Regions from separate parts of the Homo sapiens genome. Here region 2 is linked to region 1. Evidence: chromatin loops called from intact Hi-C (ENCODE). Cell type or tissue: heart left ventricle. All regions are shown on one strand. Links, peaks and the distances in the headings refer to the core of each region. The heading gives the core; the rest is flanking DNA. Region 1 holds the start of SLCO4A1-AS1 (SLCO4A1 antisense RNA 1). Region 2 has its middle 12 kb from the start of BHLHE23.

What was found. A loop is a pair of places that touch in the nucleus more often than their neighbours do. Peaks named below come from ENCODE experiments on the same cell type or tissue, not always from the same donor. Only the 100,000 strongest peaks of a DNase experiment are listed, where the experiment ranks them.
Region 2: it touches region 1 in a loop (2.9-fold over the local background); 12 of 110 quality-filtered maps call a loop at or near these places.

The regions. Positions count from the first base shown.
Region 1 is chr20:62,659,850-62,675,427 of GRCh38, forward strand. It overlaps SLCO4A1 (solute carrier organic anion transporter family member 4A1), which reads left to right. Exons shown (of 12, transcript NM_016354.4): 4 at 563-684; 5 at 1,215-1,326; 6 at 5,085-5,239; 7 at 6,531-6,726; 8 at 7,896-8,061; 9 at 8,163-8,335; 10 at 8,628-8,692; 11 at 9,081-9,229; 12 at 11,901-12,444. The coding sequence ends at 12,044. SLCO4A1-AS1 (SLCO4A1 antisense RNA 1) reads right to left here and starts at 6,772. Exons shown (of 4, transcript NR_024470.1): 1 at 6,536-6,772; 2 at 6,011-6,161; 3 at 5,075-5,648; 4 at 3,178-3,638. RefSeq lists an enhancer at 11,534-12,492. In heart left ventricle, for the core only: a CTCF peak has its summit at 8,825 (motif pointing right); no DNase peak of the experiment used is centred there.
Region 2 is chr20:62,987,506-63,003,083 of GRCh38, forward strand. No RefSeq gene overlaps it. Among named protein-coding and RNA genes, the nearest start is that of BHLHE23, 12 kb to the right of the region's middle. RefSeq lists enhancers at 10,622-11,386, 11,901-12,543, 12,544-13,185. In heart left ventricle, for the core only: no CTCF peak of the experiment used is centred there; no DNase peak of the experiment used is centred there; H3K27me3 peaks cover 3,170 bases.

The DNA.
Region 1 (15,578 bases), core at 6,683-11,682:
GTGAAGACGCGTCCCTGGATGCCCAGAGCTTGGATGGGCTTCTACCACTCCACGGCCGCCTCAGCCCATGGTTATTTTCCACTCGCCTTTTCGTTTGAAAGCACTTATGTGCAAATTGCCACGTGCACAACAGTCCCTTCGTGGGGAGCTCTCAGTGAGCTCCAGCTGAGCCCTCTGGCGTCCCTGGGAACCCCATCTGTCATCCTCTGCACTGTGGGGAGGGATGCCTCCTCCCGCTGTTGCCTGGAGAGGCTGCTCCTCTTAGTGCCCAACCCCACCGTGGTCTCAGGACCAGGCCACAGGTGGCATCTCCAGCCCTGGAGCGTGGGCCAAGGCATGGAGCCATCTGTCTTGGGGGACAGCTAAGCCAAGGTGGTGTTTGCTTTAGTCTGCAAGGAAGGGACAGGACCTGTGGCCAGCAGCACCAGGGGCCTGTGTTGACCAGCGTGCAGACAGACCCTGGAGGTCTGCCCGGAGGAGGGGCCAGCAGCCCCCAGTGTGTGTGCCATGGAGGGCACAGGTGGGCTGCACGCTGACCCAGGTGCCACTGCCTCTTCCACAGGACGGAGCTGACCACCGAGAGCCCACTGTGGGTCGGCGCCTGGTGGGTCGGCTTCCTGGGCTCTGGGGCCGCTGCTTTCTTCACCGCCGTTCCCATCCTTGGTTACCCTCGGCAGCTGCCAGGTGGGTTTCCCTTCCCCAGCCCAGCCTTCACATTGGGAGACTGTCCCTTAGTCTTCGCGAAGGGGGCACCCCGTTTCCTCTGCTGTCTTTTTCCCCGCCATGATCAAGTCTGCGGCACACCCTCATTCTCAGTGTTCTTCCCATCTGGGTGGAGAGACGCCTCCTGGCTGTGGCACAAGGCAGGTTGTGTGTCCATCCTGTCCTGTGGCCTCCCCTCTGCCCCAGCGGCTTCTCCCCCTCAGGCCACGGAACAGGCTTGTCCCAATCAGGGCAGGGCCTCCATCCCCTCCTTCCCCCAGCCCCACTTTGGGCCCCAGCTCTCCCACACCTCCAAACCCGGCTTGTGCTGCATTCTCACGTGGTTTCTGTTCCAGTGCCGCCTCCCCGGGGCTGCGAGGGCTGCAGGGATGTCAGACAGTGACGTTCCCAGACCGGGGAGGGGCAGAGGAGTGGGGGCAGAGCCTCTCTCGGAGAAGTCCACCTCCGGGAGCCCCCAGCCCCCAGCCCCAGCTCACTCTGTGCCCTTCCAGGCTCCCAGCGCTACGCGGTCATGAGAGCGGCGGAAATGCACCAGTTGAAGGACAGCAGCCGTGGGGAGGCGAGCAACCCGGACTTTGGGAAAACCATCAGAGACCTGCCTCTGTAAGGACCGGAGTCGGGAGGGTTCCTAGTGTCCTCAGACCCTTTAATGGTCCCCATCTTGGGGGAGTCGTTGAGACCCCTCCGGGATCATGATGGGGACGCAGCCCCTAACCTCTGTCGTGACCCTGGGCCAAGAGATTAAGGAGCAACAGATAGAGCCTCTGGGCCAGGGGCCGCAGACCCCGCCTCAGGGCTGCAGAGCCGTGGGAGAGTCCCAGAGTGGGGCCGGGGCCTCGGCCCGCACCCAGGGAGCCATCACTTCACTCATACAGTGTGGAGACTCCTGTGGGCTGCGCCTGGCTCCCAGTGGCCACGGAGCAAATCCCTTCCACACCAGCAAGTCTCCCCGTGGCCTGTGTGTCCCGGGGTCCCCAGGGAAGCTGCATTTGACTTGAGACCCTTCCCTCACCATGACCCCCCACACTCTAATTCCCTTTCATCAGGTGTCACCTGTGCCGTACCCCCCGGGCCCTGGGATGCTGCCCCCCCATCTCCCTCCCTCCCTCAGAGTCTCTGAGGACCTCCCCCCTCTACCCGGCGTGTCCCGCTCACCCTCTGGGGAGGTTGCTTGCTTTGCCGTCTGCCTTGGCTGCCTTCCCTTTCTGCTGAGTGTGGTCCGGCCTTGCTTTGCTGTCTTGCTGCACTGCTAGGGTGAACCCGGGGCCCTGAGCCGGTGGGGTCCTAGAGGGACAACAGAGGGGCCCGGGCCCTCCCGGCCTCTCCTGGGGATCATGCCTTCCCTGGGGGGCTCTCCCCAGGGCTGGGCACAGGTGGCCCTCAGGGTGGCCACCACCCAAGTCCTCAGCGTCTGAGGCCCCAGCACGGGGAGACTCTTGTGCCCTTGTAGCAGCAGGTCCCTGAGCTCACAAATGGCTGTGTCTCACTGGCCATAGTGGGTGGAGGGTGTGGGCAATGGGTGAGTCCCTGCTGCCTGCCCTCAACCAGGATAGGAGGGAAGGCATCAGGGCCAAAGGTGGCCCCTCAGAAAGCCCCAAGCTGTCCACGGCAGAGAGGAGCAGGGCTGGATGAAGATGGGAAAGAGAGGCCTCATTAGGACCCTGATAGACCCCCCAAAGGAGCTGGGAGCTGCCTGCTAAGGAGGGTGACCCCATGGGCCAAGCTGACCCGGGGCCACGTTCCCAGGACTTGGGAACATCGTGTAGGCACTGGCTCACCCTCTCTCCTCCACCCAGCAGCAGAGCGGCTTAGAGCTGAGGGTCAGGCGCCCTGTTCCCAGCGTGGCTGTGAGCCCCCAGTGTGGACCTAGGAACCCTGGGGCTCTTTCAGTTCATCAGGTGATAAGGAGGTTTATGTCCAGGGTTAGTTCCCTAAACCAGTTGCTGGGAAGAAATAAATCATGGGACATGTTCCCTTTATTAAAGTCATGACTAATTCTCTGGGCAAATTCAACACGAGAATTTCAGCCGAGCAATCAGTGATTAAGAAATGAAGTTTGCATAGCATTTCAGAGAGTCAGGGCCTCCTAACGCAGCCACACACCCCGGAGCCTGGGCAGGTCTGGGAAAAGCCCCAGGGAGGGACTCCCCCAGGGTGCCCACCCCAGCCCCATCCCCCCATATGCCAGGACCCCCCCAGGGTGCCCACTCCAGCCCCGTCACACCACACGCCAGAACCCCCCCAGGGTGCCCACCCCAGCCCCATCCCCCCACACGCCGGGACCCCCCCCAGGGTGCCCACCCCAGGTCTGTCACCCCACATGCCAGAACTGGCTGGGGAAGGGAGGGCATGGGCTGGGGTCTCCTTTGTCCTCCATCGTCTTGCCTTTTTCAAGACGTGGGACCCAAGTAGTTAACCAGAAAGAAGAGGCTTTTCAATCCTCAAGTCAGGAAATAAATTTTGAAAGAACTGGGCTCTCCCATTTTAATCAGGGAAGGGGACAGAAAGAACCCATGTTCATGGCTGCTGAGGTCAGTCTGAGCGAGCCAGCGAACACCTCCAAGCAGGCAGAGTGCCTGTGAGGCTGGAGCGGAGTTTCTGACGCCAACATCAGCTCTGCAAGGCACCTGTGGGCCTGTTGGGGCTCAGAGGCTAACTAGGGCTGCACCGTCTGTTCCTGATTCTTCAGAATCCATTTACATTTGGCCACCTCCTCAAACAAGAGCATTTGAATGTTCCAGGCATTCAGAGTTGCGTTCATCGGAACCAGGCTCTAGGTGTGGCCGAGAGGAAAGAGCCGCCCTCCTGCAGGTGGGGGTGATGTGAGGCCGACAGTCTGCTCTGGTGAGAGGCTGGAAAGTGTAGGTTTACAGGATGTCACTAAGCTGCAGACGCAGGGGTTCAAGTCAGCGACACTGCGGTGTGAGCAGAGGCGACATGGACATGTCATTTATTGTGAAAATTTGCATTACTGTGGGCTGATGTGAGAGGCTATTGTGCCATGACCTGGGGCTTCAGGAACAGTCTCTGCCCCTGGTCTATGTTATGAGTTCCAGGGACAGGACAATAGCTGTGTCTGCAAACACCCCCACCTGAGGCCGAGAGCCCCCCACTCAGTGGGGGAGAAGGGTCACGCACAGGAGCGTGCTGTGAACAGGATGCAGGCAGCTGTGAGCTGGGATGAATGTGAGCTTTGCCCAGTCTGGGTGATCTGTGTACCCCAGAGAGAGCCGAGCCTCTCTTTGCAGAGGCGGTTTCCCTTCTGTCTGCCTCGATCACTGCACTGGCTGGGAGGGCTTTGCGTGGTTTACACCATGCAACACGTTTTCCATCTCAGCATCTTATGCGCTTAAGCAGCGGTTGGGCGTTAGCCCTGCTCAGGCCTCCAATGCTAACAAAAACAGGGAGAGCCTCCATTCACCCCCCAGGGCCTCGTGTGCAGGGACAGGCAGCCCCGACGCACTGCTGTCGGCCACCTCCTGGGTTAGAAACTGCAAGGCCTGATGTGGGGCCTTCCCAGCTTCCAGGGGGCTATGTCCTTATCCTGAGACCCCACAGCCAGGACCGCAACAGGCAGATGTGGAGGCTGAGGCTGAGCCCTCAGGGCCAGACGGCTCAGAGTTCCCACAGTTCCCCCCAGGGCTCCAGGCCCATGCACCAAGGACTCGCCCCAGTTGAGGCCTCACCACCCCCAGGGCCACTGGCCCCCAAGTGCAAACCAAGCTAGCCAGGTCCGTCTACCCAGGGGCTTCTTGCATGGAGGGTTCGAATCCCAGTGGCTTCCTGCCCCACTTCTCCCAGGGGCTGGCGGTTGGGGACTGGCCACAGTCCCCATTCCCGTGATTCCATTCCCCTATCCCAGGGCCTGTCCGGTCCTGGACTTGGTGGCCTCTGCCTGCCCCAGCCAGTTCCCTTTTTCAGGCCCTGCTGCTGGCCAGTGACGGAACAGGGTCCTGGGTCACTTGGGGTCTCTCCCCACCTGAGCTGAAGCTCTGGCCAAGGCACTGATAAGGTTTTTCCCTAATCAGGGACTGCAGCTTTCAGGACAAGTGGGCCACAGGCATAGGCTCAGCCTGGCGCCCCCTGGGTTTCTCTGGAATAAGTGTGGGTGTCCCCCACCTGCCTGCACCCCACTCTACTCCCTGTCGGAACAGGGGCCCTTTGTAATCAGACCGGGGAGCTGACAGCCTCAGGAACAGCAGGTTCCTCCCACCCTGGGTCTGGCCCACTCTGACCCTCAGTCTCTTCTCCACACCCCGACCTCTGCCCACCACTCTGACCCTCAGTCTCTTCTCCACACCCCGACCTCTGCCCACCACTCTGACCCTCAGTCTCTTCTCCACACCCCCACCTCTGCCCAGCTCCATCTGGCTCCTGCTGAAGAACCCCACGTTCATCCTGCTCTGCCTGGCCGGGGCCACCGAGGCCACTCTCATCACCGGCATGTCCACGTTCAGCCCCAAGTTCTTGGAGTCCCAGTTCAGCCTGAGTGCCTCAGAAGCTGCCACCTTGTTTGGTGAGAAAACTGAATCTTGGGGGTCCTCTGCTTTTATGTCAGTTCTCAGAAACAGAGTCTTCAAGGGCATCTTCTAGAAAGACCCAGACAGGGCACATGGCAGTGAGTGCCCTCCCACCCCCGCTGCCAGAGCAGGTGTGGAGAGCGCCACGGGGGCTGAGCGACTCTGTCCACAGGCCGGGAGAGTGGTGGTCCTGCCCTCTTTGTGGGACATGCTCCGTAGGTGGAAGGGTCCACGGTGGGCTCCACCCCCTAGCCACCTAGTCTTGGCTTCTGTGACTTGGTGCAGGAAGGGTTTGGACCTGGCTGTTCCATGAGCCAGGCACTGGTGCCTCAGGACCTCCTGGAACAGTGCAGCTGGGGGTTTCTCGGTGCCAGAGGCAGGCTGGCCTTCCCAGGCTGGGCAGGTCTGCAGAAAGTGGGGACCCCTCCTCAGAGCTGCTCCTCCTGCCAGCGTTCACAGAGTACCCTGGGCCATGGCAGAGGTGCCAGGCATGTGGGCCACCACCGCCAATCTACCGCGCTCTACCCTTCCAGGGTCCACTATCTGGACAGGAAGAGGGCATCAGATGAGGGCTCCCCTCCCTCCCCCACAGGCCCATCCTGGCCTGGCCCCTCTGGGCTGACCTCACAAGCCCACATTCCCACACTCAACAGCCCCCCAGAGGTCAGCTCTACTGCCCCTTGGAGAGCCTCCCCACCTGTCCCCCCAAATCTGTCCCCTCCCCACCTGTCCCCCCAAACCTGTCCCCTCTCCACCTGTCCCCTCACCTGTGCCCTCCTCACTTGTCAGCCCAGAAGCTAGATGCCAGCTAATCGCAATTTTTTACTGTTGGTGGCCACTCAGGCTTCGACAAATGTCCTTGTCACAGCCTGCAGGGACTCGGCAGAGGCCCCTGGGGGAGGAGGGGGTGTGGCTGCCCTGGAGGGGGGTCAGTGGAGGAGTCATTGGCTTCCCACTGGGGCAGGGGCCGCTGACCTTGGAGCACTCTGGGCTCTCCTCCTCCCCCCGCCCCGCCCCGCCCCCCCGCTCCCCCTTCCCCTTCCCCTTCCCCTTCCCCTTCCCCTCTGAGGCATCCCCGCTGTGGGCTCTGGACAGAGGTCCCTCCTAGGGCTCTATCAGCGCAACAGCTAAGCACTCAGGTGTGGTGTTGAGTGCTGCCATGCAGGCAGGAATTGATCCCTCTATGCCTCAGTTTCCCCACCTGTAAAGTGGACCCGGCTGATCCACCACCCTCTCCCACCACGGCCCCCTGCCTGAGTCCCTGGCTGAATCCCTCCCTCTCCCCAGGGTACCTGGTGGTGCCAGCGGGTGGTGGCGGCACCTTCCTGGGCGGCTTCTTTGTGAACAAGCTCAGGCTCCGGGGCTCCGCGGTCATCAAGTTCTGCCTGTTCTGCACCGTTGTCAGCCTGCTGGGCATCCTCGTCTTCTCACTGCACTGCCCCAGTGTGCCCATGGCGGGCGTCACAGCCAGCTACGGCGGGAGGTGAGGGCCAGATGGCACCTGGGTACGCGTCGGGGCCCCAAGCACCCGCGGTCCCTGGGCATGGAGGAGGAGTGGTGCAGCACTTGGGAGAGGTGGTTTTGAAAAGGGCTACGTCACAGGACAGCGGCAAGGGCAACACCCGCTCAGCAGGGCACCCGGCAGCATCCACGTGAAAAGGCACCATGCCAGCCCCCAGCAGTGCCTGCGCTTGGGTCCCGGCTGTGCCCCCGGGCAGTCATATGCCTCTCTGGGCCTCAGCACTCTGCTCTGTAGCTGTGTCAAATGGAACAACAGCCCTAGTGTTCGGGGTCCTTGAGGCTGGTCTCTCGGTGACATAAAAAGTGTCCCAGGATGTGCTCCTGGAGTTGCCATGTGCTGGGAGTGGGAGGGACACCTGCTGGTCAGGTGGCAATTAGGGAATATCCAAAATACACGTAGGTAGCCTGCACCTCGGCCCTGCCCTGCGGGCCCCGGGAGTGCACCTGCAGGTGCCGTGCAAGGCCGAGAAGCACAAAGCAGCCGTTGTGGCATTATCGGAACCTAAGAGTCATCAGGGTGGACGGGGTCACTACGCTGTCCTCACAACAGAGGCCCTGCCCACAAAGGAGTGGAGGAAGCTCATCCTGGGCCACTGCCAAGACATACTGTGAAGTGGGAAAAAGGAAGGAGTTGGACAATGGGCGCAGTGTGCTCTGATTCAAGTGAGAAGTGCAGATGTTTGTGACTGCCGAGGGGCGTGTACGTGCAGACGACCCCTGCAAATGCACAGCCGGCCTGTGGCTGGAGAACCGAGGACTGGGGTGGGGCTGGGGCCACGAGGCTGCCTTTGTGTACTTGGCGCTTTTTCTTTCCTAATGTTTGTATTTGATCCATATGAATGTGTTGCCTGTCCAAAAACAAATGAACTAGGGAAAGGGGCTGTGCATCAGGCGGACGGTGCTGGGGGGCATGGGTGTGCCTTCCTTGCGTGAGGAGGAAAAACCATTCTATCACCAGAAGGCAGTGCCCAGTGTGAGTGCCCAGCGTGCTGGGGGCGGTGCAAGCTTGGCAAGTTTGTAGACCCGAAATGCAGGCTGCATGGGGACGAGCCCCATGGCTGACCCTGTGCCTGCTGGGCGCCAGCATGGCTCTGGCCTGGACCCTACCACTCGCTTGTCCCCCCTCTGCAGCCTCCTGCCCGAAGGCCACCTGAACCTAACGGCTCCCTGCAACGCTGCCTGCAGCTGCCAGCCAGAACACTACAGCCCTGTGTGCGGCTCGGACGGCCTCATGTACTTCTCACTGTGCCACGCAGGGTGCCCTGCAGCCACGGAGACGAATGTGGACGGCCAGAAGGTGAGTGGAGCCGCTGCCTACCGCCCCTGTCCTCCCCTGGACCCTGGGAAGGGGCCCCCGTGCCTTCCCCTTGTAATCGGAGCTATTGTTGGGCTTCCCAGGTGTACCGAGACTGTAGCTGTATCCCTCAGAATCTTTCCTCTGGTTTTGGCCATGCCACTGCAGGGAAATGCACTTCAACTTGTCAGAGAAAGCCCCTCCTTCTGGTTTTCATATTCGTTGTAATTTTCTTTACATTCCTCAGCAGCATTCCTGCACTAACGGCAACTCTACGGTAAGCTGGGGTCGGGTGTGCGCTTGTCCAGAGCTTTCCTTGCAGCACCCTGAGGCGGAGCTCTGCAGATCCTGAGACAGGAGCACTCCAGGAAACACCCAGGTCTAAGCGGGCCTGTCTGTCACTGGTGGCAGGAGAGACCTCACTGTCTCTGATCTCTGACGAGGGGCTTCCCACTTGGGGGGGGGTGATGATGTGGCTGGGGACTGGTCCAGGAGGCCACTGGCCTAGGGGGTGACTTGGCATGCAACCCCACTTCTGTGGGTGCTGACGCTGTGGTTTTCTATTGCAGATGTGTCCGTGACCCTCAGAGATCCTTTGCCCTGGGAATCCAGTGGATTGTAGTTAGAATACTAGGTACTGTGCAGTGTGAGGAAGCCATGGTCAGTTGCACAGTGTGCTCACTGCACAAGGGCATGGGCAAGTGTCTAACCACCAAGGGGATGTGCTTCCCAGCAGGAGGCTGTTCCCGCCTGGGAAGGGGTCCATTCCCTAACTGTCCACTAGAGGGGCCCATCGTCATTTATTTGCCCAAAGGCTTTCCCTGGGAGATCATGGGAAACTCGCAGCCCCAATGCCGAATGCCCAAAGAAAGGAACGTTTAAGCCCTCTTTGCACCCCCTGAGAACTCCAACGGCCAGTATCACCTTCCCAGAGCCCATCATTCCAGGCCTCTTGGCTGCCTGCCCCCTGCCTAGCCCCTACCCACCAGGAGTGTGGGTGCTGAGTGGGCTTCTCTCCGCAGGGGGCATCCCGGGGCCCATCGCCTTCGGCTGGGTGATCGACAAGGCCTGTCTGCTGTGGCAGGACCAGTGTGGCCAGCAGGGCTCCTGCTTGGTGTACCAGAATTCGGCCATGAGCCGCTACATACTCATCATGGGGCTCCTGTACAAGGTAAGCAGGCCCAGGGAGGGGACAGAGGGTCTGCTCTGAGGGTGGCTGGGGGCTCCGAACATGCCGCGATCTTCCAGCAGCTTGGACCACAGCCTAGTACATCACAGATGTTCCTGCAGCCAGTTTGTAGAAGGCCCTTCCCACATTCCTCATGAGTTGGTTGTGGGGAGAGGCAGGTGGGCTGCAGGGCCTCCTCCTGGGGTTCACTGTCCAGGCCCCCAGCAGCTCCAGCAAAGCCCAGGCCCAGGCCCTGCTCCCTCTCCCACCTCCTGGGACTGCCCCTCCACAGTGTGGTCTTGCACGTACCCGGGATGCCCGTTAACTAAAAGCTTTGCAGAAATAAGAAGTGGCTGCTCCTGTTAGAGCGGCTTGACTAGCTGGTCCACTCCGGGCCTCAGTCTGGGGGGCTGGCGGGCAGGTTGCAGCCTCTCCGTGATCAGTGCGCCTTGGATTCCATTGGATCTCTTAGTCTGGCCCTCATTTTTCAAGCTAACAGAAACTTTCTGTTGTGACTTTTGGCGTATGCTACCTGGGAGGAAACGCAGTATTTGTGTTTGGAATTTGCCCCCATTAGACGATAAAGCACAAAGCCTTCTAAATAAAATGCGGTCCCACGGCCAGCTGTTCAGAGGATCTTGACGCTCTTCCTTGGGTGACGGACCCAGGAGAGTTCATCCTGCAGGAACCCGTGGCCTCAGGCTTTCCAGGAGGGAGGTTAGAGAAAGGGAAGGAGCCCAGCTGGTTCACCTCCCCTCGGATTAGCAGAAAAGAGGCGAGTCTGAGCAGGGCCTTGTGTGGCTCTGGAGAGAAGCAGTGGGTTAAGGAGACATACACCTCGGTTTCCCCCTCATCTGAGGTTTCACTTTCCACAGTTTCAGTTACCAGAGGTCCACCACAGTCTGAATGTATTAAATAGGAAATTCCAGAAGCAAACAGTTCATAACCTTTAAAGCACGCGCCGTTCTGCACAGTCTGGTGAGATCTTGATCTGTCCTGCCCAGGACTCGGATTCTCCCTTTGTCCAACTTTGGAAGAAGGCAAGGTCAGAACTTATTCTGCAGGGAGCTTTGGGGATATTGGATACTAAGGCCCAAGCCCTCTGTGATACGCCTTTCGCTTTGGCATAAAATAACGGTTGACTCTCTGTTAGGCGCGTCTCTGCTCAGGGAGTGGTGGTGTTTGGGGAAGCCCAAAGGCACATGAGCATCAGGAAATTGACCATTTGACTTCATAAGACATAACCTTTGTCCAGCGTGTCCAGGCTATTCATGCCACCACCTGTTGATCACTTAGCAGCCGGTGTGGTTCCCACATCCCCCATCACCATATCACAGTGCCATGTTCAAGCCACTCTTATTTACCTAATCATGGCCCCAAAGCACCGGAGCACTCACGCCGCCGTTCAGCTCTGCCAATGGGAAGCCGGAGGCGCCTCCTTCAGCGAGAAGGTGTAGTTCCTTGGCTGGGCTTAGTACTACCCTTAGACTCACGCGTCCACAGGGGTCTCAGTGTCTGCGGATGAGGGGGCTGCTGTACTTTCCCAGGGAGCCGTCCCCAGACTCTCTCTTTGCTGTGTTGGATGCATCCCTTAGCTGGGAGCAGCAGGCTGAGAGCCCTCCACACGCAGCCATCCCCTGGGCTCAGCACAGCCAGCGGGAGCCGTATCCAGAGGGTCAGAGTTGGCCTCAGCAGCGCATGCGTCCATGTTAATTGTAGCGGGGGAGCACACGGTGTCTCCTTATAAACACCCTCGCATTCCACTTTGTCCTGCACCGAGTCAAAACAGCCTCACTCCCTGAATGCAGGCTCAGGGCCATCAGCCAGGCTGACACTCCAGGAGGCACAGTGGGTGTTTCTGGTCCACGCCCAGCGTGGAAATCATAGTGGTGCACATGTACTCTGCGTGGGCATTGCGGCAGCATCCGTGCTTGGACCTCACCGCCTTTGGGGCCCACGTGGGATTCCTGCCACATCGTCCTCTTGCCCTGCAAAGTCGGTGCAGCCCCTCATTGTTGACAAAGAAACCAAGACCCTGAAGGTTCAGAACTGCCCATGATGGTGGCACCGGGGCTTGAACCCCGGCTGTGGTGGTGACCGGCGACTGGCTCTGTGTGAGGTTCCTGTGGCCGCCACGACAAAGGACCGCAAGCGGGGTGGCCTGATGTAGCAGAACCAGATTCGCTTGCAGGTGGGGGCAGGGCGGGCTCCTTCCGCCGCTCTGGCTCTCTGCAGCTGCATGTGGCCTTTCCCTCTGTCCCTGCCTCAAGTCTTCCTCTCCTTTCTCTCATGAGGACACCAGTCATTGGATTTGGGGCCCACCTTAGATCCAGGATGGTCTCATCTCAAATCCTTAATTACATCTGCAAAGACCCTATTTCCAAAAAAGGTCCCATTCACTGGTGTCTGGCACTGTTCAACCCATGACAAGCCCCTCAGTCCTGTGCCTCTGTTTTTAGTCAAAGGGTGTGTTTCATTCCCTCTTTAACAATATTGGCGTCTGCTCTACAAACCGGTTATATGGGAAAGATACCCTCTCAGAGCAGGATGGGTTTCCGTGGACCTGGTGAGGGTGCTGCAGGCTGGGGCAGGGACAGGACTGGGACAGGCCCACCAGTATCCAAAGGCTCTGGCCGAGCTCCCCACGAGGTCCAGCGGGCTCCTCTCTCCCCAGGTGCTGGGCGTCCTCTTCTTTGCCATAGCCTGCTTCTTATACAAGCCCCTGTCGGAGTCTTCAGATGGCCTGGAAACTTGTCTGCCCAGCCAGTCCTCAGCCCCTGACAGTGCCACAGATAGCCAGCTCCAGAGCAGCGTCTGACCACCGCCCGCGCCCACCCGGCCACGGCGGGCACTCAGCATTTCCTGATGACAGAACAGTGCCGTTGGGTGATGCAATCACACGGGAACTTCTATTTGACCTGCAACCTTCTACTTAACCTGTGGTTTAAAGTCGGCTGTGACCTCCTGTCCCCAGAGCTGTACGGCCCTGCAGTGGGTGGGAGGAACTTGCATAAATATATATTTATGGACACACAGTTTGCATCAGAACGTGTTTATAGAATGTGTTTTATACCCGATCGTGTGTGGTGTGCGTGAGGACAAACTCCGCAGGGGCTGTGAATCCCACTGGGAGGGCGGTGGGCCTGCAGCCTGAGGAAGGCTTGTGTGTCCTCAGTTAAAACTGTGCATATCGAAATATATTTTGTTATTTAAGCCTGCGTCCCCGTACCGCGTGCTTTATTTCTATGAGTTTGCAGAGTTTGGTGGTCTCGCCATCCTTGGCCCACGTCCTGTAGTCAGCCCTGTGGAATCCGTGGATATGAAAAGTTGGCCTTCCTTATCCACAGGCTCCCCCGTAAGTCGGCCTTCCTTATCCACAGGCTCCCCTGCTGAGGATTCATCCCACCTTGGATGGAAAATGCAGTTTTTGTGGGAGATGGAACTGGAGGGTACGGAGGGCTGACTGCACATACAAATATACATACATGAGTGTACATATGTTCTTATATAAACGTGTCACAGTAAAATTGTTCCTCATCTTGCGTTACATTTCCCTCGTTATTCATGGGGTGAACAGCTGGTATCAACTGCCTTGCGTCCCCCAGAGCCATATGTTGAAGCCCCGGCCCCAGGATGGCTGTGTTTGGAGGCAGGGCCTTTAGGAGATGATTATGTGCGGGGTCATAAGGGTGGGTGCAGGTCCCACAGGACTGGTGTCCTTAAGAGACCTCTGCCATCCGGAGCTCCTTATGGCCAAACCCTTCCCACTCGCTGAGCCCTGCAGCCCCAGGGCCTCTCTGAGGACTTAGTTTCAGGTGGGTCAGATCAGAACCCCCGGGTGGTCCCCAGCACTGAGGATGGACGCCACCCTCGCCCTCCGGTGCTCACAGTCTGCAGCGCCTGCCAGGAGTTCTCAAAACCCAATGCGTCGGTCAAGATCCCCCCCAAATTAGGGTACAATCCGGTGCTGGTGACATTTTGATTTGCTAAGTAAGGAGATAAAACACAGCCATAAGGAGAGGGGACCTGGGCTCACCAGGACGCTTGTGTGGAGCTCACTGCTGTGACTGCTGGGCCAGGGAGGGGCATGGGGGGGGCACAGAGGGCCAAGTTGGGAAATGATGGGGAGCAGGGGGTGCAGGGAGAAACTTCCCGAGGGAGGTGACAGAAGGGAGTGCAGGAACAGACCCTAGAGGGAGTACAGGGGCTCTGGGGAGCCAGGGAAGTGGATCGCCACTCAGAAGGGAGTGGGGAGGACGAGGAACCTCACCAGGTCCCACCTTTGCCATGTTCATCAGGAGTCCGGTTCATCAGGAGTCATCAGAGGTGGGTGGAGCTAGGGTCAGGATGAGGCTCGGGCATGCTGGGCAGTGCCGGCTTCCAGTGACCTGCCTCCTCCGGGTGTCACTGGGACACACTTCCAACAAGCAGGACTTAGCACAGGGCAGATGCCACATCCCTGACCGGGTTATTAGAGACCACGACACTGCCCAGCCCACCTTCTGACCAGGTTATAAGAGACCACGACACTGCCCAGCCCACCTTCTCGCCACTCTTCTCAAGGGCTGCCCTGGCGGGAACCCCGCATGGCCAGGAACTGGCCTCTGCCTACGGTCGGCAAGAAACCGGATGCTCAGCCCTGGCCTTCAAGGACTGGAATCCTGCCAAGGGCCACGTGAGCCAACCAAGAGGGGACGACACCCTGTAGCACCTGGACTGCAGACACATCAGAGACCCAGCTCCGTGGTGCCTGAATTCTGGACCCACAAAGGCTTTGACATAGTCAACGTGTGCTGCGAAAAGTCACTAAATTCTGGGGCAGTTTGTTCTGCAGCCATAGCTAACCAACACACTGGGCAACAGCACAAAACAAGGGCCAGTCCTTTGCCGCTCACCTGTTCTCCATGGGCATGGACCTCACCCCCCAGGCTCGTCTATGGCAGTGGCTGGCACTTGGCCACTGGGCTGGGGCAGGAGGGAATCAGGGTGGAAGGTGCCAGCCATCTCCTCCTAGAGTCCCACGAGACCATTTCGGCGGATGCCTGCCCTCAAGCCCTCTGCTCAGAGCTACGTCCCGTGGTCCCAGTGAGTGGTGGGCGAGGCAGGAACCAGCCGTGCTCCCAGCTGAAGGAGGTGTTCTGGTACCGGAGTGTGGGTGTTGGGGCACAGCTGGCCGCACCTGTCAGAGGCGTGTGGCACTGAGCATCCGTGTGGAGGTGTCCATGGGGCCCTCGGGGAGACTCATGGGAGCTGTCAGCCTGCGGGCTGAGCTGAGATTGGTCAGGGGAGCTCATCCGGGAAGGCTGGGCAGATCCAAATGGAACCCGGGGACCTCAGGACTGAGCAGGTGGAAGAGGCTGCGTCCTCACATCAGGGAAAGGGGGGAAGAGCCCAGGGACACTGGGTGGAGAAGGGATGAGAGGGAGGCGGCACACGCGGTCTGGCCACCAAGGGTGGTGCACCCTCTCTGCTGCCAGTGGTCAAGATGGTCTCTGACTCACAGATGACGATTCCAAGGGTCTGAGCGGCCCTGTGTGTTCCCCGATGTCTCACAGTGACAAATGGGCAGAGGCAGGGGCTGTGGACTGACAGCATCCCCCAGTTCGTAGGTCGAAGCCCCAGCACCCAGTGTGATGGTGTTAAGAGCTGGGACCTCAGGGAGGTGACTAGGGTGAGATGAGGGGGTGAGGGTGGCCCCCCGATGGGATTCGTAGCCCTGTAACAGAGGAAGAGACCAAGCTCCTCTCTCCTCTATGTGCTGACACGACTAGAAGACAGCCGTCTGCAGACCAAGGAAAGGACCCTCCCTGGGAGCCCAGCCTTGCTCGTGGGCTTCGGGACTCCAGAATGTGGGTAAGGCACGTCCGTTGTTTGAGCCGCCAAGCTATGGTTCTGTGATGGCCGCCGAGCTGACGGAGGCTGTAGAGTTTCGACTCCGGTCTGGGGGCTCCAAGGACTGTCCCGCTCCATGCCCTGCCCCCACCCTGGATGCCAGGAAGGAAGAGAAACGCCCCGAGCTGCAGAGAGGACAGAGAGAGGGAAGGAAGAGGACCAGCATGTTCGCACAGGGCACACAGTGGAGGCTCCCGCCCAGGATGGAGGGCAGGTATTCCAGGGAGCGGCCCCCAAAGCGACTGGGTGTATGCTGGGCTGCTCATCGGCATTGCAAGGCATCCATCTCCCTGCCGGCAGTGAGACTTCGTGGTGCGTGATGGATGAGGCCACCAAGCCCAGATTCCCTTCCCAGGTCCAGGAGGGCCCCTCCAGTGGGCAGCCCGGGCTGCCGGCCACCCACGCGGGCTCTGCCACCCCTCAGGCAGCTCCCAAGAGCTGCGGGGTCTCTGCAGCTCTT
Region 2 (15,578 bases), core at 5,589-10,588, 330 kb after region 1:
GTAGCATGCAGGGGTGGGCACAGGGGGGATGGGGATGGGGGACTCAGCAGAGACAGCTGGGGGACCCGGGGACCCCTGCTAAAGCTGCAAAACACAATCACATTCTCACACCCGGGCTGCCCCCACCCTGAGGACACGGGTGAACACGGAGCTCGGGGGACACGACCATCCAGCGTCATGAAAGCCAGGCGTGCGAGCCAACTACTTGTACCTGCAGGACAGGAACAGTGAGGATAGAGCGATGGGCACAGACCTCACCCCGAGGACAGAGGTCATTGTCACCAAAGACCCCCGAGAGAGGACGGCGATTGGTCTTGAAGGGTCGATGATGGACATTCCTTCGTATGTGGCCCCTCTTTTGGGATGTTCGCTTCTAACTCCAGAGCTCGGAGACTCATCTGAAGGTTGAATTTAGACCCCATCATTATTTTTACATGTGTGGAAGGATCTTTGGGTGGTTTTCTTTATATTTTATATTATTTTATTTTATTCTATTTTATTTTTTTGAAACTGAGTCTCCCTTTGTTGCCCAGGCTGGAGTGCAGTGACACCATCTCATCTCACTGCAACCTCCACCTCTCAGGTTCAAGTGATTCTCTTGCCTCAGCCTCCTGAGTAGCTGGGACTACAGGTGTGCGCCACCACGCCTAGCTACTTTTTGTATTTTTTAGTAGAGACGGGGTTTCACCATGTTGGCCAGGCTGGTCTCCAACTCCCGGTCTCAAGTTATCCTCCTACCTGGGCCTCCCAAAGTGCTGGGATTACAGGCATGAGCCACTGTACCCAGCCTTGGTGGTTTTCTTTAAATCCTTGTCAGTGAACTATCTGAGTGTGGTGGTTTTAAAATGTCCCCCATTTTTGTGGACAATCCTCCCTCAAAAGCAGGTTTTCTTAAGTGTGAGCCAGACTTAGCAACTGGCTTCTCATGAATAAAATGTGGTGGAAGGGGCCGGGTGCGGTGGCTCATGCCTGTAATCCCAGCACTTTGGGAGGCCAAGGTGGGAAGATCACCGGAGGTCAGGAGTTGGAGACCAGCTTGGCCAACATGGTGAAACCTTGTCTCTACTAAAAATTCAAAAATATTAGTTGGACATGGTGGCGCATGCCTGTAATCCCCGCTACTTGGGAGGCTGAGACAGGAGAATCACTTGAACCTGGGAGGCGGAGGTTGCAGTGAGCCGAGATCGCACCACTGCACTCCAGCCTGGGTGACAGAGCGAGACTCCATCTCAAAAAAAAAAAAAGAAAAACAAAGAAGTGGTGGAAGGGACAGTGTGACTTCCAAGGTGAGGCGCTGCCCGCTTTGGGAGTCCACGTGGCGAGGAACAGAGGCCGCCTGCCTGCAGCCGCGGAAACCCTCCTAGAAGTGGATCCTTCAGATGAGCCATGGCCAGCCCCTCGACAGCAACCTCCTGGGAAAAACGTCCAGCTAAGCCACACCCCAACTGGAAGTGGGTCCTTCAGATGACCGGAGCCACGGCCAGCACCTCAACAGCAACCTCCTGTGAAAACCACCCAGCTAAGCTGCACCCCAATTCCTGTTCCTCCAATACTGTGGTCAGAGGGGCTCAAAGCAGAATGAGTCCATCTTGAGTAGGGAGTGGGTAAAATGAGGCTCAGACCTGCTGTGCTGCACTCCCAGGGGTGAGGCATTCGGAGTCACAGGATGAGATTGGAGGTCGGCAGGACTGGTATCACAAGATGCAGGTCATAAAGACCCTGCTGGTAAACAGGATGTGGTAGAGATGCCGGCCAAAACGACCAAAACCAAGACGGTGAGAAGAGTGGCCTCTGCTCACCCGCCCTGCTCATTACACACTAATTATAATAGGTTAGCGGCTAAAAGACGCTCCTGCTAGTGCCATGGCAGTTTACAGATGCCACGGCAACATCAGGAAGTTACGCTATATGGTCCAAAAAGGGGAGGAACCCTCAGTTCTGGGAATTGCCCACCCCTTTCCCAGAGAACTCATCAATAATCCACCCCTTGCTTAGCATATAATCAAGAAATACGTGTAAGTGACCTTAGTCAGCAGCCCATGCGGTGGCTCTGCCTATGGAGTCCCCGTTCTTTTGTTCTTTTACTTTCCTAATTTACTTTCACTTTATGGACTCGCCGCAAATTCTTTCTTGCATGAGACCCAAAAACCCTTTCTTGGGGTCTGGATCGGGACCCCTTTCCCTGCTCGTCTTCTCTGCATCAGCCCAGACCCCACACCTGTTTCCTGGCGTGGACATGGAGGACTGAGGCCATCCTCCCAGCCACTGACACACGCCCCTTCTGGGGTGGCCCGGCTGGCATTGCCTTCTCCTAACGTTCCCGGGGTGGCCCGGCTGGCATTGCCTTCTCCTAACGTTCCCGGGGTGGCCCGGCTGGCATTGCCTTCTCCTAACGTTCCCGGGGTGGCCCGGCTGGCATTGCCTTCTCCTAACGTTCCCGGGGTGGCCCGGCTGGCATTGCCTTCTCCTAACGTTCCCGGGGTGGCCCGGCTGGCATTGCCTTCTCCTAACGTTCCCGGGGTGGCCCGGCTGGCATTGCCTTCTCCTAATGTTCCCGGGGTGGCCCGGCTGGCATTGCCTTCTCCTAACGTTCCCGGGGTGGCCCGGCTGGCATTGCCTTCTCCTAACGTTCCCGGGGTGGCCCGGCTGGCATTGCCTTCTCCTAACGTTCCCGGGGTGGCCCGGCTGGCATTGCCTTCTCCTAACGTTCCTGGGGTGGCCCGGCTGGCATTGCCTTCTCCTAACGTTCCTGGGGTGGCCTCCAAGGTGCTTGTGACTTTCAGGAGAGCCCAGCAAGGCCACCCTCCGTGCTCCTTGGTCTGAGCATCCTGAGGTGGAGGGTGCATGACCTTCTGTTCAAGAATGCAAATGCCTGGACCAGGAGAGCGTCGGTGTGTGCCAGAGAGCCGCCTCCCTGCATACTTTCCACCCCAGGCAGGGGCTGCCTCTATGGGGCCAGCCGGGAGACTTGCCTGCAGCTGCCTTGGGCCCTGAGTTCCGGCTCCTCCGAAAGCAGCAGGAGGCCCTGGGTCTCCTTCACCCGCCACCACCCCATCTGCAAGACGGGAACGAGAGCCTGGCTTCGTGGCTTGCACTGCGGAGTGCTTAGGACCTGACCCACCCAATCTCCACAGCTCTTCACAGCCTGTGAACGTGGTAAAACGCGTGATTAGGTTAAGGGTCCCAGCGGGGAGTGCGCCGGCTTGTGGGCACTTAGTACCTGAGCCCACCCAACCTCCAACAACTCCACAACGGCGGTTCCTGAGCTGGGCTATAGAGCGATCAGTCCCTCACCCACCTCATCTCCAACACCTCCACGGTAGGGGCTCCTGAGCCAGGCTGCTGAGCACTCAGTACCTGATCCACCCAATATCCAACACCTCCACAGTGGGGGCTCCCGTGCCGGGCTGCAGAGGCCCACAGGACCACACAAGGGTCTCTGTGCCCAATTTCTGGGCACCCTGGCTGGCTGACCTGTGGGGTGGGGGCAGCTTTGCTGCCATGCACACTTGATGGAATTTCATACTGACAGCTCGCCCACCCTCTCCTCTCATTCCTCTGGGAGAAAAAAACTTACACGAAAGATGTGAACAGGCCCAAGTGGAAAGGAAAGCCACCACCCCAGGAGGATGCCAAAGGGCGTGGGGGCACACGTCCACGCCGCAGCCCAAGTTTAGGATTTTTCACGGCAGGTGCTGCTTTCATCTTCTGGAACTGCTACCGTGAAGTACCACAAACTGGGCAGCTTAAAACAAGAGAAACTGATCCCCTCATGGTCCCGGAGGCCAGAAGCCCCAAATCAAGGTGTGGGCAGGGCATGAGTCCTCCTAGGGGGATTCTCCTTGCCTCTTTCTGCGTCTGGTGGTGGCCGTCAATCCCAGCTCCCAGCACTGCAAGCTGCTGGCAAAGGCCAGGAAGTCAGAGATGGAACCTGAGCTGCTGCTCAGAGGAGCCGGGCTCAGTCACACACACGATGCAGACAGTTCCCAGATCGACTAAGGAAGCAAGTAGCCAGAAGCACTGTTTGCAACAGGCTGTCATTCTGCTTTTTAGGGAAGGGATATTTACTCAGATACACACTGTCTCTGTAGGCAGATGAGAAACCAGCCACTGCGCGGCTTCTGAGGAAGGTGCTTGTCCAGGAGGCAGGAGGACAGGGAGGCCCGATTCCCAGAGCTGCATCTCTACGGAAACCGTCCTCTACCACTGGGAACATTCTTAACAGAAGAAAATACCCGCAGTGGCCTGAGTGGTAGCCCCCAAGAAGGTAGGTCCACACCCTAATCTTCAGAGCCTGTAAATGTGGTAAAACACATAATTAGGTTAACTGTCCCAAGAAAAGGGGCTTATCCTGGATCATCAGAGGGGCCCCTGATGCCATTACCTGTGGCATGGTCTGGCTCTGTGTCCCCACTCAAATCTCATGTTGAATTGTGATCCTGAGTGTTGGAGGTGGAGCTTGGTGGGAGGTGGTTGGACCATGGGGGTGGCTTCTAATGGCTTCTAACCATCCCTGAGTGCTGTCTCATGATAGAATTCTCACGAGATCTGGTGGTTTGAAAGTGCCCCCACGCCCCACTCTCTCTTCCTCCTGCACCAGCCAGGTAGGACGCCCTGGCTTCCCCTACACCTTCCGCCATGACTGTAAGTTTCCTGAGGCTTCCCCAGCCACGCTTCCTGTACAGCTCGGGGAATCATAGCCAATTAAACCTCTTTTCTGTATAAACTTCCCAGTCTCAGGTAGTTCTTTATAGCAATGTGGGAACTACTAATACAACATACATCCTTTTTTTTTTTTTTTTTTTTTTTTTTTTGAGACAGGGTCTTGCTCTGTTGCCCAGGCTGGAATGCAGTGGCTCCATCGTAGCTCACTTGCTGCAGCCGAACACCCCCGGGCTCAGGCGATCCTCCTACCTCAGTCTCCTGAGTAGCTGGGACCACAGGTGTGTAACACCACACCTGGCCTGCATGCATCCTTAGAAGAGAGAGGCAGGGGAGTTTGGGGACGAACGCACACAGAGGAGAAGGTGATGTGAAGACAGATGGGGCCATGTCACCTGTGTGCACAGCAGTGCTCCGACTCATGCTCTGGCCTGCCCGTGCTGAGGGACAGAACCCACAGGGAAACCCATGCCTCTCCCATGAGATAGAAACTGGCCATCTCCTCTCCAAATGGAGATTGGACAGACTGTGTTCCACGGACGGGAGCGAGGGCAGCAGCAGCTAAACCAGGCCTGTCTCCACCTCCCACACAGGCAGCAGTCTCCAGGTGGAAGTGTGGAAGTGTGTGCTCCTGGGTGTGTGTGCAGACGTGTGCACACGTGTATGGATGTGACCGTCGGGTACTGGGATGAAGGGGCCAAGAGGGATGGAGGAAGAGGAGGGCGCTAAGAAGTGGGTCTGTCGTGGGCCTAGCTTGCTGTGCTGCTTGACTGGGGTGTGAGGTACACCCCTCCCCTCCCCAGGCATGGCTGGCTTCACCGTGCGTGACCTGAGCAGCTGCCCAGGGCCCTGTGATGAGAAGGGACCTCTGCTTGGTTTAATTCTCCGAAGTTGCCATATTGAAATCTTTAACAGTTTTGGAACAAGGGCCCCATATTTTCATTTTGTGCTGGGACTGCAAATTCTGTAGCCAGTCCTGCCCCCAGGAAACTCACTGGAAAGGTGTTTACAGCATCCTTTGGAGGAAGGGCCGCAGGGCAGGGTCAGCCCTGGAACTTTGGTGGCATTTAATAACTGCAACCACATTTAAGGTGCTGGCAGCTGCAGGATTTTACCTGGTTAGTGTGGCGGGGGAGGCTGGGAGCAGGGGAGCCTGGGAGGCAGGCAGAGGCTGGGAGGCAGGGGAGGCTGGGAGCAGAGGAGGCTGGGAGGCAGGGGAGGCTGGGAGGCAGGGAGGCTGGGAGGCAGGGGAGGCTTGGAGGTGGGGAGGCTGGGAGCATGAGAGGCTGGGAGGCAGGAGAGGCTGGGAGCAGGGGAGGCTGGGAGGCAGGGGAGGCTTGGAGGCAGGGGAGGCTGGGAGGCAGGGGAGGCTGGGAGGCAGGGGAGGCTGGGAGGCAGGGGAGGGTGGGAGGCAGGGGAGGCTGGGAGGCGGGGAGGCTTGGAGGTGGGGAGGCTGGGAGCAGGAGAGGCTGGGAGGCAGGGGAGGCTGGGAGGCAGGAGAGGCTGGGAGGCAGGAGAGGCTGGGAGCAGGAGAGGCTGGGAGGCAGGGGAGGCTGGGAGGCAGGAGAGGCTGGGAGCAGGAGAGGCTGGGAGGCAGGGGAGGCTGGGAGGCAGGGGAGGCTGGGAGGCAGGGGAGGGTGGCCAGATGTAGCAAGTAAGGACACAGGATGCCCCCAGTTAACTTTGAGTTTCAGATAACTAGAAATACATTTGTAGGGTAAATATGCCCCATGCAATACTTGGGACCTAGTCACTGTTTTTGAATCTGGCACCCCAGCTGGGCGTGTTCGGCCAGGTGGGCAGGGAATCCCAGGGGTTTCCAGGTGGGCTTTGTCCGTGGGCACCGAGTGGGGGGCCTTTGCCTGTAGTAGACCCTGGGGGCCAGACCGCCGCTTCTGTGCGGAGCTGCCTGTCCTCCTCCCGCTGAGGTTCTGAGGCAGGAGTGCAGCCCCAGGCAGGCTCCTGGTCCAGAGGCATCCAGGGACCACGTCATCCCTGGAATTTTGGTTGCATTTAATAACTGTAATGTGCAGAGGAGCGGGTCAGCGTTTCAGATTAGCGCCCAGCACGTAACGAGGGCAGCTGCTTCTGTCCATCTGGAACTTGCTCTGGTCTCTCTCGGCCAAGGCTCAGCCCACAGGCCTCGCCCACCGACGCCTGCTGGTCTCCATTTAATGAGCGATTTTGGATTAAAATGGGAGTCAACAACAGGGCACAATCTACATTAAGTCTCGGCAAAATGAAAATTGCGAAGATTGACTTAGGGTGTTACGGGGAATATATAATCATAGCTCATCCATAACATCCCACAGTGCCCGACAGATAACTGAGCTGCCTAGAGGGGGATTAGGAACGCGGGCTTGTGGAGACAGCCCCGCTGTCTGGGCCTGGCCTGGGAGGTGGCTGGGAGCAATGCACCAGGCTCCGTTTGGGGTGCTGACGTCCTGACATCATGACTTCCCCTGGTGGAAGCACCCTAAACCTGGCTTGTCTATTAAAGGCCTGTCCATCAAGGCGTGAAAGAGAAAAAAGTTGAGACGAGATCTGAGTAGGAAAACCCACCCGCCATGTTCCACCTTCTAGAGACAAAGGACGGTAAAGCGTGTCTCTGGCCGAGCCTGTTCCATCTCAGGAGCTGCTAGTCTGGTCCTTTCTCATTTGCTGGTTCGTTGCAAGATCGCGTGGGCCTTTCGTGACTGGTTTATATTCTGCAGTGTTTGTAGTCAGGGCTGGGGACGTCTCCAGGTTAATGCCAAGTGACAGGCAGCGTAGCGGCAGCCCTGCGGGCTGAGCTCACAGGGGCCTCCCTGGCGTCCCCTCCAGACCATTGCTGCTGTTTCAATCCGTCAGTCCTGCAAGGGCCTGAGCCCCCAGCTGCCCCAGGCCTTTCCACACCACGCAGCCTTCCCTTCGCCCGTGCGTGCCTGGCCAACTCATTCCCCTTGCCTGTCTCCACCCTGTCAACCCGGCGCCCGGTGTGCTGTGCTGTGGCTGGAATCTGGAGAAGTGTTTCTGGAACTGTGGGAGACAGCTGGGCTGCTTCCGAAGGGCTGCCAAGCACGCATCGCACTGCGGATTCTCCGTGTGCCGCAGAACTGCAGGCAGGATCTTGACACAGGTCCATGGATCTTTCCAGCAAGATTAAGGCCGGGCCGATCACTTCATTCCCCAAACGTCTCTTTCACATCCAGAGGCTCACGCAGGGCTCCTCCTGCAAAAATCAAGGCGGTATACGACTTTCAGAGCTTCAGTGAGGGCCCCTGTGGGGCAGCAGAATAAGAATGACAGCAACTCCCGGCCTGGCCCACTCCAGGATTTACAGAAACACCTCCTGCAGCTCCTCAACCCCCCAGTGCAGCCACGTTAGTGCTGACAGTCTAGGGCACAGGGAGGGAAGGAAGACAGACTTGAAGGCCCCAGTCCGGTGACTCCGTTTATGAGACATTCTGGAAAAGGCAGAACTCAGGACAGAACACAGGCCAGGGGTCACAGGGGCACAGGGCAGGGACCACAGCAGGACCTGTGGGGTGATGCAGTGTTCTCTGTCTCGACTGTGGTGGGGGCCGTGTGGCCGTGGTGTTTCAGAAGGGTGAATGTCACCGTACATACATTACACCTCAATTTACGAGACAAACGATCAAATCATAGCAAAGTCCTGGACATGGAGAGTGACGCTGGCTGCACTACACTACATGTCCTTCATGTCACCGAACTATACACTTAGAAATGGTTACCACGGTGAGCTCCACGTTTCCTCCACTGCAGGCTCTTCAGGCAGAGAACTGGCCGCACCTGCCCCTTCCGGCTGCCGCTCTCTAGTGAAGGGCTGTGGTGCCTGTGTCACCCCCATGTGGCGTGGAGCCGCGTGACTCAGGTCCAGCTGGAGGCTGCTGCGTCTGTGGGACTGCAGCTGACCCTGATGCAGTGACCATGCGGGCCTGGAGTGGGGAGGCCCCCCCTTAATCCTCAGGACGCAGCTCAATGACGGTCACTCCCCAGCAGAGAAGGTGGCCGGATGGGCGAGGGGAGCGGGGGCCCAGCCTGCAGGTGCAGACCTCAGCTGGCCACCTGGCGTGGAGTTTGCCAAGGACAGGGACACAGTGCCGAGGTCGGAGCCCGGGCGGAGACCTCACCCTCAGCCTGTGGGGCAGTGTGTCTGGACCACAGCAGGGCCCTGGACACGCCCCTCCCTCCCCAGCACACCAGCCTCTGAGCGCGTCTGTTCATTTGTAATTATTTTGGAAACACCTGTTCAACTACATGATGGGGGCAAGGCGTGGGGAGCGTCCTCTTTCCACAACACATTTTGTTGCTGCAGGCTGTACAGAGGCTGCTTAGTGACACTGCATCCTGGAGAGTCCATCTGTCCCCTGTCCCCTCCTCTGTCCCCACAGCTGCAATCCCACACAATATCAATTAGCCACAGCATCACCACCACCTGTGCGGGAGACGGGTCCCTCACTGATAACCAGCAGGTCTGGGGGAGCCATGTCTCCTCAAAGTTACCTTTTAAGCCTCATTAAGCAGAAAGTCAGAGCTGACTTGCTACACCCATGCTCACTGAAAGGTGCTGACCGTTGGCCGGGCGCAGTGGCTCTCGCCCACCTTCTGGAACAGCCATGAGGCAGGGGTGACCCCACCCTGGGTGAGGCTCAGGAGTTTCTCCTGGGCTGACACCCATTTTCTCCGAGCCACAGCCACGAAGGCTCAGGCGTTTCTCCTGGGCTGACACCCATTTTCTCCGAGCCACAGCCACGAGATGCTCTTTGGTCTCGGGCCACATCTCTACACTGCGTCTTGGGGCGATGCTCACAGTGGGCACAGCTGTGGTCTCAGGGGCTGATAGTAAAGTTTTATTTTCTTTTACTTTATTTTTAATTTTTTTTTGAGATGAAGTCTTGCTTTGTCACCCAGGCTGGAGTGCAGTGGCACGATCTCGGCTTACCGCAACCACCGCCTCCCTGGTTCAAGCGACTCTCCTGCCTCAGCCTCCAGAGTAGCTGGGATATGGGTGCACACTATGCCCGGCTAATTTTTTTCTTGTATTTTTAGTAGAGACTAGGTTTCGCCATGTTGGCCAGGCTGGTCTCGAATTCCTGACCTCAGGTGATCTGCCTGCCTTGGCCTCCCAAAGTGCTGGGATTACAGGTGTGAGCCACTGCGCCCAGCCTGACAGTCAAGTTTTAAATCTGAGCTTTGGTGCTTTGGAAAGAGTAACCTTCTCCCCCAGCCTCGGTTTCTCCTTCTGAAAAAATGGTCAATGGTCAATGGAATCCCACAGGCCTGTTGTCTCAAGTCCACAGCCTCCATTTCAAAAGGCTCTGAAAATGGAAATGTTAAAAAAAACACTCATTTGATAGCAAAGCCTGCCCTGGAGGGACCTGAGGCCGGGTGTGGTCTTCGCCTTGCATGCCTGCGGTGGGAGTCCTCGATTTCAGGAGGAAACAGCCGCAGCCCCTAACTCTGGCCCCTCCCTGCCCTGGCCCTGTTGTGACTCAGTCTCACTCCAGTTTCCCTCCCTGGGGGGAGAAAGCCTGAAGGGAACCATGGCCGAAGGACCCCCACACTGAGGACAGGCCGTCATCCTCCCTGGCGCTCCCTTCTCCTTGCCCTCCTGTGTCTGGGTTCAGGGAGGCTACACGTGCCTCTGGCTGTGACGTCTGCGAGTGGGGTGTGCCCTGGATGCCATGCAGCCTTCCTGCTGGGCAATGAGGAAGCGCTGGCCTGCCCCCGGCTTTCCCTCCCTCTCTATGCTCACCCCTCCGACGCGCACAGGAGAAGCACGGGGAAGCCGGGTGCACTCAGAGTTGGGGACAGCCCGGGAACCTCCCACGCTCCAACTCTCTCTTCTCCTTCCAGAAAGGGTTACAGGGCCTGACCTCTGGGACACCCAACTCATCGTGTTTGCCAGGGCTTTCCAGGGTTTAAGAAAGACAGAAAGGGCTGTGTCCTGGGAATTGGAATGGTGGCTCACGTCTCACCTCGGTGAAACACACAAGGCAAACTCGACAGAAAGGGAAGGAGGGCCCCAGAGATCTCTCAGGGCTGGAGGTGGAGGGACGTGGGGGCAGCAGGGCTGTCCTGGCAGGTCAGAGTTGTGCTGTAACAGGACGAAGGCGAGGGGGCTGGAAACCCACACAGAAAGAGAGCTGTATGCAGCATCGCACCACAAACATGCTCATATATGCATACACATGCACGCACCCCACATGCATGCATACACACCACACATATGCATACAAATGCACACCCCCGTGTATGCACACACATGCCAAACACATGCGCACATCCCCCACATGCATGCACACACACCCCACATATGCACACACCCCACATGCATGTACACCCCCCACATATGCACACATATGCACACACCACACATATGCACCCCCCATGCATGCACACACACCACACATATCCACACACATGCACACCCCCCACACACATACACACAAACCACACAAATGCACACACACGCACACACACCACATATGGACACATGCACACACACATCATATATGCACGTGTCCACACAGGCACACCACATGGACACACACATATAGCACACACAAACACAAGTTTGGGTAACACACTTGGGCAGAGATAATTTTTGCCCCCATCTGATGTCTGCCTGTCTCAAGACTAGGGTGACGACAGGCGCTCAGTTGCCCCACCAGGGCCAGTCTTTCCTTTCCAGACCCGCCAGGCCTTCCCCAAGCCGGACGAAACCAGCACCTACCTGGGCTGGGGGAGGTGACCAGGGGCTTGAGACCTGCTATACATTTGGGATATTTTTAAAAGCATGGGTTGATGGTTAGGGGAGCAGAGCTACCCAGACAAGAGGGGGTGCACTGCAGAAGCACCCCATCTTCTGCAGAGAGCCTTGAAGGAGGAGGAGGAGTGGGGAGGGGAAGGGGAGAGGGAAGAGGGGAGGGCGAGCCTAGTGCTTTTCCTTCTGTTAGTGCCCTGGAAGCTGCTAAGGTAGAAGGCAGGAGAGCAGACGGCTTTGGATGCATCTGCTCATTCTGGACACACCGCTGATGCTACCACCCTGAGGGCGGATCCAGGGTAAAAGCAGGGGAGTGCTCGTCTCTTCCCGGCAGCAGGTGAAGACGCTTATTTTGGAAACCCAGATTCCTGAATGTGAAATCAACATCTTCCCGTTTGTCTATGGTGCTTGGAATGAAAGCGAGGGCTTCACCGACTTCTCAGCTCAGGGCCGTGGGGACTCTCTCCAGCAGGTGTCACTGACTTCTCGGCTCAGGGCCGTGGGGACACTCTCCGGCAGGTGGGATGGTTCTGCTCAGGGGCTTGGTTGGTGTGGGGTCTGGAGGAGAATAAGCTTCTCCCCTCCGTTTCTTCCACCAGCAGCATGGGCCTGTTGGCATTCACTGGTTCATAGTCGGTGGGTTTCTGAATCCCAGTCCCTAAAGCTGTGGGTGTGTTCATGTACTGAACACCCTTGTGACGAGTCTCTCACCGGTTTGCATTACGTGGACCCACCGGGACGCAATGCCCCAGGAGTCTGCTGGGCTGTGGAGGATGGTTTTATTTCCGTGCATGAAATGCAGAGACGGTTTGACCCTGTAACTTTGGTAACTTTGGTGTCATCCGTGGTCGGAAAGCAGGAAGTGCTGGGGGCCAGAAGCAGCTCCAGACGCCGAGAGCACACAGAGGCTGTGGATGACGGCGACAAAAATGCATCCTGTCAGATGCCTTGTGGCCATCAGACAGCATCGTGGGTCCTGTCTGTGTCTCGGGGTTTGCGGCCACAGATCTGGACTGGTGGAGGCCTCATTAGGACAGCAAGGGCCGTCCACGTGCACGGGGAGATTGGCCCCCCGTCAGGGCCAATCAGGGGTTCCCGGGACAGCAACTGACTGTGGGCTCATTACTTTTAACAAAACCCAGCTTGGAGGCAAAACGAGGCTGGCTAGGAAGAGGTGCAGACATTTTCTGAGGAGCACTTTAGCCAAGATCATGGTCCTGTCCCCAGGGGCCCCGGGTGGGGCAGGCATGCATGGTGGCGCTGTGTGTCTCGGGCAACAGAGACCATTGGCAGGCTCGTGCGCACTCTGCGCTGTTTCCGACCACCATGGCCCCCAGAAACGCACAGCCACAGAGGCCGCTTGCCTGCAAGGGTGGCTCTCGGAGGATGCCCACAGATGCCTGGGCAAAGACACACCAGGGAAGGACAGAGACAGGAGAGGCCACGGCGGTGTGCGGTGTGCTCAGAGACCCCCTTCCATGCATGCCCCTCAGAGGGGCTCCTCCTCTTACGTTAACTTCAAGGATAATTCTGACCGTCTTTCCATTCAGCTACTACACAACAGCTTTTATACATTTATGTGAGTAAAGATGCCTCAGGCACGTCAGACTGGAAATAATACAGCATAAATCACTTTTTACAGCAAATAAAACAGTTGAATCAAAGGTGACTTTGCTAACTGTTTGAACCTTTTCTGCGTTCGGGGTAGCACAGGTTTTGTCCCTTTGGGATTAAATTTGCAAATGCATATCAACTTCCTAATTTTATGAAACAGACTTTGGTTGGAGTATTGGAACACAGTATCCAGGGTTATGAGTTCAAAGAGGTAATTGTTGGAGAAATAATTTAATACATCACAAATCCTCTATTTCTATCTCTTCAAATGGGATGCCAAAAGCGATTAAAGACTAAAAACATACCACAAACAAATTCACATTAGAAAATTGCTGTAATCATTCTCTGCTGGATTAACCAGGGTTTAGGAGCCTCTGGTGGCTGGTTCCATCAGGAAGTCTTTTGGAGAGCGATGGTGAAACCAGAGTGGCTTGGGGGTTGGAGACGGTTTGTGCATTTCACCCATCCTCTTAGGAGAACGGTGTTTGTCCTTTACGAAGAGGTGCCTCTTCTTCTCCTGTTCCCATCCTGCAAGGGAAACAGACACGCGCATTTGGTAAAGTAAGCGTCTGTAAAGCAAGCGGCTGGGCATTGACTTAACCATAAGGTAAAACAAAGTTCCCCAATGAGTCTAGTGACAGCTGCGCACATGAAAACAAATCCCATTGTTGGGATGAAATTATCAGCTAAAAGGAGCTGCTGGAAGCCAGCGTGCCTGGTCAACCAGGGTCTGCCCATGAACTGCTGTGGGCCGGATGGACCCAGTGGCACCAGACAGGCCCTAGGGTGGAGGTGAAGCTGGGGCAGTTTTGCCCTGACATAGGAGGCCGAGCGCCTGTTACTGAAAACCGGGGATGCAGTTGTAGGTGAGTGAATTTCTTAACTGGGGGAAGCAAAGCTCTTTGTAACATATACCAGGCACCAGCGGAACCAAAAGTGCTCGGGCCACAGTGCCTCACCCAGGGGTGGGAAAGTCCTTGGCAGCTTGGTTTCAGGCAGGAAAGTGCGTGTTAAGGGCTGCCTTGTCTGAGGTACGCTGACCACAGGGCATCCAAACGCGTGGAGATGCAGGAGAAGTGTCTGTCTCTTTAAGAAATGAAAGGCCAGGCACGGTGGCTCACGCCTATAATCCCAGCACTTTGGGAGGCCGAGGTGGGTGGATCATGAGGTCAGGGGTTCGAGACCAGCCTGACCAACATGGTGAAACCCCGTCTCTACTAAAAATACAAAAAAATTAGCTGGGCGTGGTGGCGGGCGCCTGTAATCTCAGCTACTCAGGATGCTGAGGCAGGAGAATTGCTTGAACCTGGGAGGTGGAGGTTGCAGTGAGCCGAGATCGCGCCACTGCACTCCAGCCTGGGCGATAGAGCAAGACTCTGTCTCAAAAAAAAAAAAAAAAGAAAAGAAAAAAGAAAAAAGGAGAGGCCTTGTGAACCCCACATTTGTTTTCTAACCTGCTGGGCCCTCTATTTTTACCCAGCAAGCTGGAGAGTCCCTGGGGAGCAAGGAAGCAGGCATGGCCATCAGTGCATGAAGACAAGAGTGGGACCTAGGTCAGGCAACCTGCATCTCCTGACCGCACGAGGGACCCTTACAGAGCCACTGGGCTCGGAGAAGCCTGCCCCAAGCTCCCACAAACTAAGCTTCACAAAACTCGTTTCCAAAGAGAGGCCAAGCCATCAAGAGAATGGGTCTTGGCCAGACGTGGTGGTTCACGCCTGTAATCCCAGCACTTTGGGAGGCTGAGGCAAGTGGATCACTCAGGAGTTCAAGACCAGCCTGGGCAACATAGGAAAACACCGTCTCTACGAAAAACAAATTAGCTGAGCGTGGTGGCGCTCGTCTATAATCTCAGTTACTCAGGAGGCTGAGGCAGAAGAACAGCTTGAACCCAGGAGGCAGAAGTTGCAGCGAGCAGATATCGCACCACTGCACTTCAGCCTGGGCAACGGAGTGAGACTCCGTCTCAAAAAAAAAAAAAAAAAGAACAGGTCTTGATCTGTGAGTCGCTCAAGCAGCAGCCAGCAGGGCCCACACCTTTACTCTGTGGCCTTGTAATCCGCTTTCTCCCGTTTCCTAGGCTTGGGTGTGGTTGGCGCGTGTGAGGCTGGAGGGGCATGTGGACCCAGTGACTCAGTGGGCACAGCCTCTGCCTTTCCTGCTGCCGGCCCAGGCCCCAGCCACAGCCCCAGCCCCAGCCCGCACTCCGGAGAAAGGCTCGATGAATCAGGATTGGAAAAGAAACAAGGATGGGACATTTCCTATTTGCCCAGCTCTAGAATGGACTCCTTAAGTCCATAGGCATTTCCTGGTTATTATTAAACAAAGAGAAAGAAGCAAGGAGTACTTTGCGTGCTTGGTGTTTTCACGGCCGAGAGCTGCAAAACCCGAGGCTGCCAAACCACGCGTGGCCACTGAGCACTGAAACGCATTGGAACATGGCTGGTATGAACTGAGCTGGGCTTTAAACACATGCTGGAACTTGAAGACTTAGTGCCAGGAAAGTAAAATATCGAATAACTTTAAATATGGA